Regions from separate parts of the Mus musculus genome. Here all the other regions are linked to region 2. The links are chromatin loops, found by intact Hi-C in ENCODE. Cell type or tissue: left cerebral cortex. All regions are shown on one strand. Region 1 has its middle 5.8 kb from the start of Paqr5. Region 2 has its middle 1.4 kb from the start of Kif23. Region 3 holds the start of A730043L09Rik (RIKEN cDNA A730043L09 gene). Region 4 has its middle 14 kb from the start of Paqr5.

Region 1 (2,500 bases), 84 kb before region 2:
TGGTCTCAAGACTTAAAAACAACAACAAAAACTGTAAGAGGAGGTTTTAAAAAGGCTGAAGTGGTATTGCTGGACTGGTGTGACGCTCTTCTGGGAGGGCACACTACAGTTTGGATGAGGTTTGTATGTAAGAGACTCAGTAGCTGGGCCTGCTAAGTCTATGTGGCAGTGTTGGGAAGTTATGGGACCTTTAGGAGGTAGAGCCTCCTGCAAGGTCACAAGGTCATTGGCAGTGCCTCCCTCAAAACAGATCAATGTTGGGACCCTGGTTAGTTGCTGAGAGAGTGGTTATTACAAGAATGAGCCTGATCCTTGGCTGCCCTCCTGCTTTCCATCTTACCGTGGGATCGTTGGCCTCATACCCACCATCTTGATGTCATTTGCCACGAGGCTTCACCTGATGTCAACTCAATGGAACTGCCTAATCTTGGACTTTCAACCTCCAAAACCGTTAGCTATTTTAACCTCTTTACTTTATAAACTACCCAACCCTGAGTATTTTATGATAATAAAGACAAAATGAGCTAGTACAAGGGATTTGGGGATGCAAGGGCAGGAACACTTTTAGGCTAATAAGAGAAAGCAATTTCTAAAGGGTAGCCAGGGTGCTTTCAAGGAGAGGGAGAACTAAAGCCTTGTTCAAATAGCTGAGCTTCTCCCCGCAAGTCTTGTCAAAGAAGCCCCCACCTCTATAAAGCAGATCTCTCCATGCTAAGTATAGCTTGGACCCTGGACCCTGGCTCTCCCCTACAAACAGGGGCTGCCCAAGAGAGTCAAGTAAGATCTTGCCTGATGTAAAGCCAGTGCCTGGGAGTGGCAGGCTGGGGTGTCAGACAGGTCTGGACAACACAAGGCTACTAGGCTCTTCAGCACTTTTCTGTTGCTCTTGGACCATCTTATTCTTCACATTAGATGGGCCCTGAGGGCACTCTGGCTGTGTTTCATGTGTGTGTGTGTGTTTTACAGGTATGTGCTTATCTATATGTATATGTATATGTATATGTATATGTATATGTATATGTATATGTATATGTATATGAGCCCATGAGTGATGGTCGGTACATGAATAAGTCTGTGCATGCTAACACCCAAAGTTAATGTATGGTGTCTTCCTTGATCAGGGTCTCTCACTTGAATTAGATCTTACCTGTTACCTGGTGCAGTGTCTTAGTGTTCTATGGCTATAAAGAGACACCATGACCACAGCAACTCTTATAAAGGAAAGCATTTCACTGGGGCTGGCTTATGGTTCAGAAGTTTAGTTCATTATTGTCCTGGCAGGTAAACATGGTGCTGGAGAGGTAGCTGAGAGTTCTACATCTGGATCAGCAGGCAGCAGGAAGGAGAGTGAGCCACTGGGCCTGGCTTGAGCTTCTGAAACTCAAAGCCCACCCCTAAAGTGACACACTTCCTCCAGTGAAGCCACACCCACTCCAACAAGGCCACATGTCCTAATCCTTTCAAATAATGCCACGCCCTATAAGCCTATGGGAGCCATTTTCATTCAAACCACTACGTCTGCTAGCTGCTTGCTCTGGGCTGTTCTGGGATTGAAGGAGGGCTCACGCAGCCAGCTTTTATGTGAGATCCAGTTCTCCCCACAATGTGGCAAACAGTGTACCACTGAGCCATCTTCCCAGCACCCCCCTCCTCCCCTGCCCCATTCTAGTTCTGATAGACACTGGGCCTAGGAAACTTCCAAGCACAGAGCAGGTCTGGGGCTTCCTTTGGATACCTAAGAAGATGAACTCTTGAAGTTTCTTCTTGGTGAGGCAGGGGCCTGAGCCCTGGCCAAGTGGAGGTTTCCTCTTCCCCTTCCAGAACCTTCTCCCAACCACACACACTCATCAAGAGCCAGTCTTTCATGCTCCACTTCTCTAAGGACTGAAGTCAGGACATGATCCATGCATGGGGAGGGACTTCTAGCCACTGTGCCCCTACCTCAAAGGGTTAGCCTGATGTTCTGTGCTCTCAAAACACAACACAAACGCAAGGCAAATGGCTTCCAGGTCCTGGACTGCAGAAACTTGGCTGAGGCATGGGGAGGACTAGCAGAGAGAAGCATAGCTTGCTCTAAGCCCCTTTTCTGGAAGAAAGGGGCTTTCCAGAGGGAGCCCTTAAGATAGATATTATCAGAAAAGGGGTACAACTGGTACTGTTCAGATAGCCATGACCACACTGTGTTGTGTGATGGACCGTTTCCTGGGGAGACACAATACACACATCTACTCACCCCAGACAGGGATATCACGGCAGACCACCAAGGTGGTCTTGGTAAACCCTAAGTTTTATTAGGGTTACTTATAGGAGTATAAGTGAGGAGTTACTTACAGGAACGATTCAAAGAGAGCTTCATTACTGAGGCCTTTCCTGACATGGATGCACACCTCACAAAAGCCAGGAACCTGAGGCTCACTGCATAGCCTACAGGCAGTTCAAAGGGCTGGGCAGTGTTCCTTTCCAAGTGTCTCTGGTCTAAACCATTTCTAGGCATGTCAGC
Region 2 (2,500 bases):
AAGGTCTCCCAGTTAAGGCCCACTTTACAAGGTGGATCTGGTGGGATCCGGTAGGATCCAATGCCCAATACTGCTTCGGTGGCCAAGAGCCTAAGAGTGGCTAGGATATGGGCCTAAGAGAAAACCAAATACTCTTCTCTATTATTCTGCTAAGGGAACATAGCAATAAAGTGACTGCCCAGCATCTCACTCAGCCCACAGAGAGGCTTCCTCTTACGGTTGATGGGAACTAACACGGATACCCACCCCTGGATAACATGGGGAGAGTGAGAGATTTTAGAACATTTAGTCTTAAATGTGATGTCTTCAACTCAGCCTCAGGGCTGAGCGGGGTGTGTAGCTTGAAAGAGCCAGAGGGTGTGATGACTTCAATTTTCTAGCCACAACAGGGCTGGCACACATAGGGACTCACAGGGACCTTTGCAGGGGCACAAGCCTGTTGGGTACCAGTGCTCTCACCTCTAGCCAAGAGGCTGTCTGTCCTGGTTACCTGCTTGCAAAGGAAATGTTAGTTTCTCCAATGGAGTCTCCACTGTGTACACAAATCACACTTATGGGCAGGGCCCCCATGCCCGGCAGTAGCCTGGCCGCCAACACAAAACAATGATATTTTTGTAGACTTTTTGCTTCATTTTGCTTTGTTAAGGCATATTGGACTTTTGTGTGTTATTTTTTGTTTGTTTTATTGAGCTTTTATGTGTATATGATGGTCTCCAGTTTGTGTTTTTGTGGATTTCTGTGTGTGTGTGAGTTTCTCCCCCCCTCTCTCTTTTTTTCCTTTGTCTTTTTTTTAAGCGGGGGGGGGGGGGGGGGGGGTGGTTAGAAAGGGCATGTAGGAGGGTGGGCGTGGTGCACACCTTTAATCCCAGCACTTGGGAGGCAGAGACAGGTGAATTTCTGAGGCCAGCCTGGTCTACAGAGTGAGTTCCAGGACAGCCAGGGCTACACAGAGTAACCCTGCCTCGAAAAACCAAAAACCAAAAAAAAAAAAAAAAAAAAGAAAGAAAGAAAGAAAAAAGAAAAGAAAAGAAAACGAATGAGTTAGAGAGCCTTACTATGGATGGACAGGAGCAAGAGAGAGAAAACCCAGCATGAGTCAAAGCTACAGATGGAGCATGGGAGAGCCCCTCCAGTGTCCTTCAGTGAGAGCCTCCACCGCTTTCAACGCTTAGGGCCATGCCCATAGTGGTAAGCACCGAGCGTGCAACAGTGCCATCTAGCGAGGCTGAAGAGGATACGCTGGGAGAGGACTCCGTAAACAGGGGCCGGGCACCGCGTGGGGTGATGCTGAAATCAACGGTGCAGTGAGGGGCGGCAGGGGCTCTGGGATCCAGAGAAGGTGAGGCATTCTCCGAGGAAAGGAAGGCTGAGAGACAGCAGAGAGACTCGAGTGTGGGGGCAGAAACGTTCCACGCATGAGCGTTGGGCTTGGGACAGGTGAGAGGTGACGCAACTGAACAGGAAGACTAGCCTCAGGGCCCCACTGAGGGTCTCAAGCAAAGGGCGATGACCCACCCTAGGGCTCTCCCAGACCTGTGACTTATAGGTGAGAGTGCAGTCAAATGGATCGGTTTTGGAAAGTGATGGTGGCAAAGCCTGGTAGCTTTCTATCTGCTTCTGGAAATTTATCCATGGATGCATTTTCAGGTTTATTCATCGAAGCAGTTTGCAACAGTAAATATTGGAAAGACTAATGTCCAGTAATATGGACATTAACTATGGATATTAAACTGGCTATCCTTATCAGTGCTGGCCCTAAAGGAAGTTCTAAGTGGAGCTTGAGTCACAGAACGCAGGTGTGGCTACATCCCTGGGGAATCGTCAGCATGGGGGCTGGGATTAAATGAGAAAGAATCAACTTGTAGAAGGCAAAGGGTAAACGGTGGTTGCACAAGGGCAGTGGGTAGATTTTATGCATCTCTGTATATCCAGGAAACATCAAAATCAAGAATTTGAAGGTTAAGGATGTGTGGCTTAGTGGTATCACCTTTGCCTAACATTGTGAGGCTCTAGGTTTGATCACTAGCACCATGAAACACACACACACACACACACACACACACACACACACACACACACAGAGAGAGAGAGAGAGAGAGAGAGAGAGAGAGAGAGAGAACTGGAGAATCCAGAGAAAGGAACTTACAACAGGTTGTCTGCCAAGTTGGTATAGTCTTCAAGATCATTCTGGGGTCCTCACTGTAAGTGTGAGGCCAGCCTGGGATACAAGATACTCTCGTCTCAAAATAAATATCAAAAGTAAGATAAAATGTAAACGTAGAACTAAAAGTAAAGGTAAAAATAAAATATAAATACAATAAAATGAATAAGATGATGTGGTAGCCAGCGGCCAGCCTGAAATTAGAACATGCCCGACCAAGGCTTTACTTCCTTAGAGGTTCTCAGGACAAAGACTGGGAGATCTCAGCTTCTGCGTCAGAACGGAAGGGCGGAAGGGCCGGGATTTCCCCTCTCAGGTTTTTCTCCAGCGCTGCCCTCC
Region 3 (2,500 bases), 300 kb before region 2:
GCCTCATTGATCTTCTGAGAAGCGAGATGCAGACAATACCTTTCTGCATCCAGTCATCTGGTTTACATACCTAAGAATCCAGCCACCTGGGACGTAGCCACCCTGACAACCTCTCCTCGTCAGTCTTTTCCACTGGGACCGAGGCTAATCACATGCCCTGGTTGTTCCAGTGAAGGTGGTTGGAAAAGAGGGGCTCACTCGCACGAAGCTTCGCCTGTTGGAGCTGGGGCCAGGCCTGGTGCTAGGGCCTTCCCCACAGTCTCCAGTAATCGAAGGTGGGACAGTGGGTAAAAGCACTTGCCACATGTGTATGAGGTTCCAAATTTGGACCCCCTAGAGCCCACACAAAGGCAGACATGATAGCACATGTCTGTAATCCCAGTTGCCTTAGGGCAAGACAAGAGATGGAGTCAGGAGACTCCCCGAAAGCTGCAGGTGCACTCTGCTCTTGGACTGAATATTCAGTTTGAGCCTCTGCTTCAGGTTCCCCCCTATGGGAATTTTCTCCCCTGCTGTGATGGGCTGGACCTCAAACTGGGAGTCAGAATAAACCCATCCTTCTTCAAGTTGTCTTTGCCAGGGTCTTTTCTATCAACGAACTGGAAAACAACCATCTAGTTATGCGCCTGTTGCTGTAATAAAGCACTTTGGGAGGGAAAGGGTTTATTTCATCTTACAGTTCTACATTGTAGTGTGTCAGTCACCAAAGGAAGTCAGGGCAGGGACAAGAGGCAGGGACTGAAGCACAGCCTGTGGAGGAGGGCTGCTTTCTGGCTTGCTCCCCACAGCCTGCTCAGCCCATTATTTTTAATACAATCCAGGACCTCTAGCCCAGGGGCGGCATAACCCACAGAGGGCTGGGTCCTCCCACATTAATCATTAATCAAGAAAATGCCCCATAGGATTATGTATAGGCTAATATCACAGGGCACTTTGCTAGTGCAAGTCTCTCTTCCCAGATGAATGAAGTCTGTGTCAAGTTGACATACAACTAACCCGGAAAGGAGCTAAGACACTGGTCATAGGTGAAAGAACTTGGTCGGAAGAATTGAGTGTCCTTCTGTCCCCCATGACTAATCGAAAGTGCCCTTTGCTTTCTCTATAGGCAGACTCCAGTTGTCCACAAGAGGGCGCTGTAGAACCAGGGAATCTCCGGAGGCTTCACTTCACTTCACCCGGAGGCAGGATCGTTCCTAAAGGGTTTAAATGGAATGAAAGAGGGCCTGGAGGACGCACCCTGTTACAGACTCTCTGCTTCAGGCAGCACCTCCAGGCTCAGTCTCTGACCATCTGTGGGTATCTGTCCTTCTTCTCTGTAAGCTGTGAACTTCCCAGGGTCTGACCTGTGGTGCCGGAGACCTAGCACGCGTGAGGTGGACAGGCCTAAGCTGGCTGAGAGTGTCACTGGAGCACGGGAGTACTGAAACGTACGAGCTCTGGAAAGGAGTGCAGCACATCAAGTTGTCAGCTGGGATCTGGAGACCAGGAGTGCAAACACAGCGGGCGGAGTGACGCTGCCAGAGCCATTCTGCTCTGAGAGACAGCAGGCATTAGCAAAACCAACCGTTAGGTGCACAAGTGCCGTTTGTTAATGCGCTGGGAGCCAGAGGACACTGATGGGAGGAGAGGTCACACAAGCTTTACTGAGAAGTGTCACTAGCCTGGCAGACAAGACTGAAAAGGTGGGGGGCGGTGTTAGGGACAGCAGCAGAGATTGTCCCTGTGCAAACACCTGGTCAGCAGTCGGGTCACTGGACTGACATAGTTTCTGCTGTGCTGTGCTTGGAGATGTGCCTCTCTGAGCCATCACTTTACCATCCACAGAGTGAACAAATCGATGTGTGTCGGGTGCAGACGTCGAAGCCCACGCCTGTAATCCAGCACGTGTGGATATGAAGGCAGAAGAATCAGAAATGGAAGGCCAGTCTCAGCGCCGTGGTGAGTTCAAGGTCAGAGTGGGCTACATGAGATCCTTCCTCAAAAAAAAAAAAAAAATTGATGTTTTTGTGGCAAAAGGTATATTTTTTTAAAAAAAGAAACCCCAATAGAACATTATGTTTAAAAAAGACTATCTGACATGCCTGTTCACGTGACAGAAAAATAAATGACGGGCCAGAGAGATGGCTCAGCAGATGAAGGTACTCGCCACCAACACTGACGACCAGAGTGCCACTCCAGGACCCAGATGGTGGAAAGAGAGAACCAGCTGCTTAGGACTGTTCTCTGACCTCCACATGCCCTCCCCCCTTTCCCTTTTCTCCGTCCCCCTCTTTCCCACTCCTACATGATTCTCTCACCCATGGGGGGGGGGCCCAGCCCGGTGACCATACCCTACTCAGGGTTTCCTTCTCCCGTGGCCCCCAATCACAGGGATGCAGTGAGCATCCAACAGTCTGGCTCCAGTTCAGATATTAAAGCGCCATCTTTAGGAACTGTCCCAGGTAGCTGCCAAGGGTACCCTATCTCCCCACCCTCTGCTTTCACCTGAGCTCCTTATCCT
Region 4 (2,500 bases), 92 kb before region 2:
CCCAAACCACCTGTAAGGCCAGATCCAGGGCATCTGATGCCCTCTTCTAACCTCCTTGGACACCAGGCACATGAGTGGTGTTCAGATCATACATGCAGCTGAAAAGCTCATACACACAAAATAAGTGATTAAAAAGAAAAGGCTAGATGTGGTAGTGTCCATCTATAATCCCAGCACCCACAGTGAGGTGGGGGTGGAAACAGGAAGACTGCCTGGAAGCTGACTGGCCACCTGGTCTGGGCTACTCTACAGTGGAAATAAGAGAGAGCCTGTCTCTACACAGTGGAAGAAGATAGCTAATTCCTAAGAGTTGCCCTCCCACCTCCACAGGCATACGCCCACGCACACACTCACCCCAGATGTATATACATATTTAAAAAAAATAAAATTTGCTATACTCAGAATAGAACATTTAAATGCACTTTCATCATGGAAATTAAATCAGGTGTAAAAATTCTTTAGAAATGGTATGTGGAAATGATTTTTTTCCTGAGTTATTGAAGCATATCTTAGCCAGATGTGGTGGTGCATGCCTTTAATCACAGCATTCAGGAGGCAAAGGCAGGCAGATCTCTGAGTTGTTTACAGAGCAAGTTCCAGGCCAGCCAGGAGTACACAGACAAACTTTGTCTCAATCAAACAAACAAACAAAGTAAATAAATAATAAGTATCTGTTGGATGGAAATGGAAAAAATTCTAATTATCTGTAGTAAATGTCAAAACTTGAAATAAAAAAATATTTAAATCTGAGCTTCCCAATTTAACTTTTAGAAATTGGTTAAAATTTAGCAAATATTTTATATAAATGAAATAACTGCAGTTGTAACAGTGAGCTGCCCTGTCGCCTCTAAGATACTTTCCCTAATTCCTGGTCACATGTGTCTTCAGTGTAGCAGTAACCATTAGCATTTGCCTGCTTCTTGATCTAACAGTCTAAAGAAGAGGGACTGCTGTGTTTTGAATTGTTTTAGGGTGGAAGGGAAAGCAAGAGCTTGGGAGTTGGGGGTGGTCTCTACTCTGCGGGTCAGTTCTGGATTTGATCTGTCTCACCCTAGCAAAAGTGCTGAGGGCAGGGTCCTAACTCAACGGAGTGGAGTTGGAAGACCGCTTCAAATCAGGCCAGAGGTTTCTGAGTCAATCTGGAGCTGAAGGCTGGAGAGTTTGGAGCCCTGGAAAACGCAGTAGCAGAGCGACTGTGTGAGCCGTCACGAGGGCGCCACCTGCAGGGCAGTGGAGGCTCAGCGGAGCTAAGTGGGAGAACGGAGGCGTCACTCGGAGGATGCTGGGGGAAGCACAGAAACGAGGGTGCTTCCTTGCTCTCCTCATCAACTGATCAGCTCTTTTTCCTCCTTCTTTCCTATGGCGGAGCAGAGGGAAGTTCTTTCCAGCGTCTTGCCGCAGACACCTCATTCCGTGGAGACGCAGAACAAGCCAATGCCTCTCCAAGATTTTTTTTTTTTAAAGGCAGCCCTGGCTAGCCTGGAAATCACTATGGAGACCAGTCTGGCTTCACTACAATCCTCCTGCCTCTGCCTCCCAAATGCTGGAATTAAAGGCACGTGTCACCACGCTCAGCTCAAGTTTCAGTTTCTTTACACTTTTTCAGATTTGACATAAATATTTTCAAACATACCCACATTAGTTTCGTAAATTATTGCAGTGTCTCAAGAGAGGGAAAATTACATAGCTGAGTCTTTACAACCCGATATCATTCAGTCTGCCACCTAGAACTTGTCATCCCGGGGCCCTGTCCAGGGCTTTCCGTGTTTAGGATTCCCTCCTTGCCACTTTCCAGGGGCCACGACTGTCTTCAGCGCTCTGGCAGCCGGGCTGTCTCTAAGCTCTCCCCCTCCACCTTTGCAGCCCTTTTCTGATGAAAGACTCGAGGACTCCTTTCATCCCCCTTTCTTCTCAACCTCATTCCACCCCCGTGGGAGCTTATTCATGTCTGTGGCATCAGGAACGGCACCTAGGATTCACTCGTCAATGTGGCTGCAGGTGCTCACTGGCTGTATGTGGTGAGACTCCGTTTCAGACCTGGGGACCCTACCAAAGCCAAGGTCCTGCTTCCAGGGACCTGTCATTCTCTGAGAGGAGCTAGGCAGTGAACATGTGAACCTGCAATTTAACAAGTTAACTCCCGAGTCTGTGTGTGAACAGGACTGGGAGACAGCTGTGAGTGTGGGGGAGTTGGAAGCCCAACACGGTTTGTTGTGGTGGCCGCAGGGCCTCAGCATCTCAGGGGCCTGTTAGAAGAACAGCTTCCCTGCCAGCTCACACCTACTAAATAAAAACCTTTGTACTTAGAGGCCAGCATGTAGTTTTCACTTCCCTCAAGGGGACTCTGCCAGGGTCTCCAAAGAGCCTTTCCAGGTAAAGGCCTGCTTATCTTGATATCAGTGGGTATCACAAATTGCCACAAATATAGTGACCTAAAATAATATGAATTCATTCTTTTCTTGTCCTGAGGCTCAGAAGCCTAGAATCGGCTTCACTATGC

Evidence for each region. Peaks named below come from ENCODE experiments on the same cell type or tissue, not always from the same donor. Only the 100,000 strongest peaks of a DNase experiment are listed, where the experiment ranks them.
Region 1: a loop joins it to region 2, with 2.6 times the contacts of the local background. A loop is called at or near these places in 4 of 42 quality-filtered maps.
Region 3: it touches region 2 in a loop (8-fold over the local background); 20 of 42 quality-filtered maps call a loop at or near these places.
Region 4: it touches region 2 in a loop (2.2-fold over the local background); 4 of 42 quality-filtered maps call a loop at or near these places.

Annotation. Positions count from the first base shown.
Region 1 is chr9:62,031,362-62,033,861 of GRCm38, reverse strand. No RefSeq gene overlaps it. Among named protein-coding and RNA genes, the nearest start is that of Paqr5, 5.8 kb to the right of the region's middle. In left cerebral cortex, no CTCF peak of the experiment used is centred here; no DNase peak of the experiment used is centred here.
Region 2 is chr9:61,946,910-61,949,409 of GRCm38, reverse strand. No RefSeq gene overlaps it. Among named protein-coding and RNA genes, the nearest start is that of Kif23, 1.4 kb to the right of the region's middle. In left cerebral cortex, a CTCF peak has its summit at 1,225; a DNase peak (open chromatin) is centred at 1,198; H3K4me3 peaks cover 1,309 bases; H3K27ac peaks cover 913 bases.
Region 3 is chr9:62,243,126-62,245,625 of GRCm38, reverse strand. It overlaps A730043L09Rik (RIKEN cDNA A730043L09 gene), which reads left to right and starts at 1,526. Exons shown (of 3, transcript NR_040769.1): 1 at 1,526-1,682; 2 at 1,825-1,938; 3 at 2,097-2,500. In left cerebral cortex, CTCF peaks have their summits at 913 and 1,114 (motif pointing right); a DNase peak (open chromatin) is centred at 1,145; H3K4me3 peaks cover 220 bases.
Region 4 is chr9:62,039,089-62,041,588 of GRCm38, reverse strand. No RefSeq gene overlaps it. Among named protein-coding and RNA genes, the nearest start is that of Paqr5, 14 kb to the right of the region's middle. In left cerebral cortex, a CTCF peak has its summit at 1,242 (motif pointing left); a DNase peak (open chromatin) is centred at 1,232; H3K4me3 peaks cover 192 bases.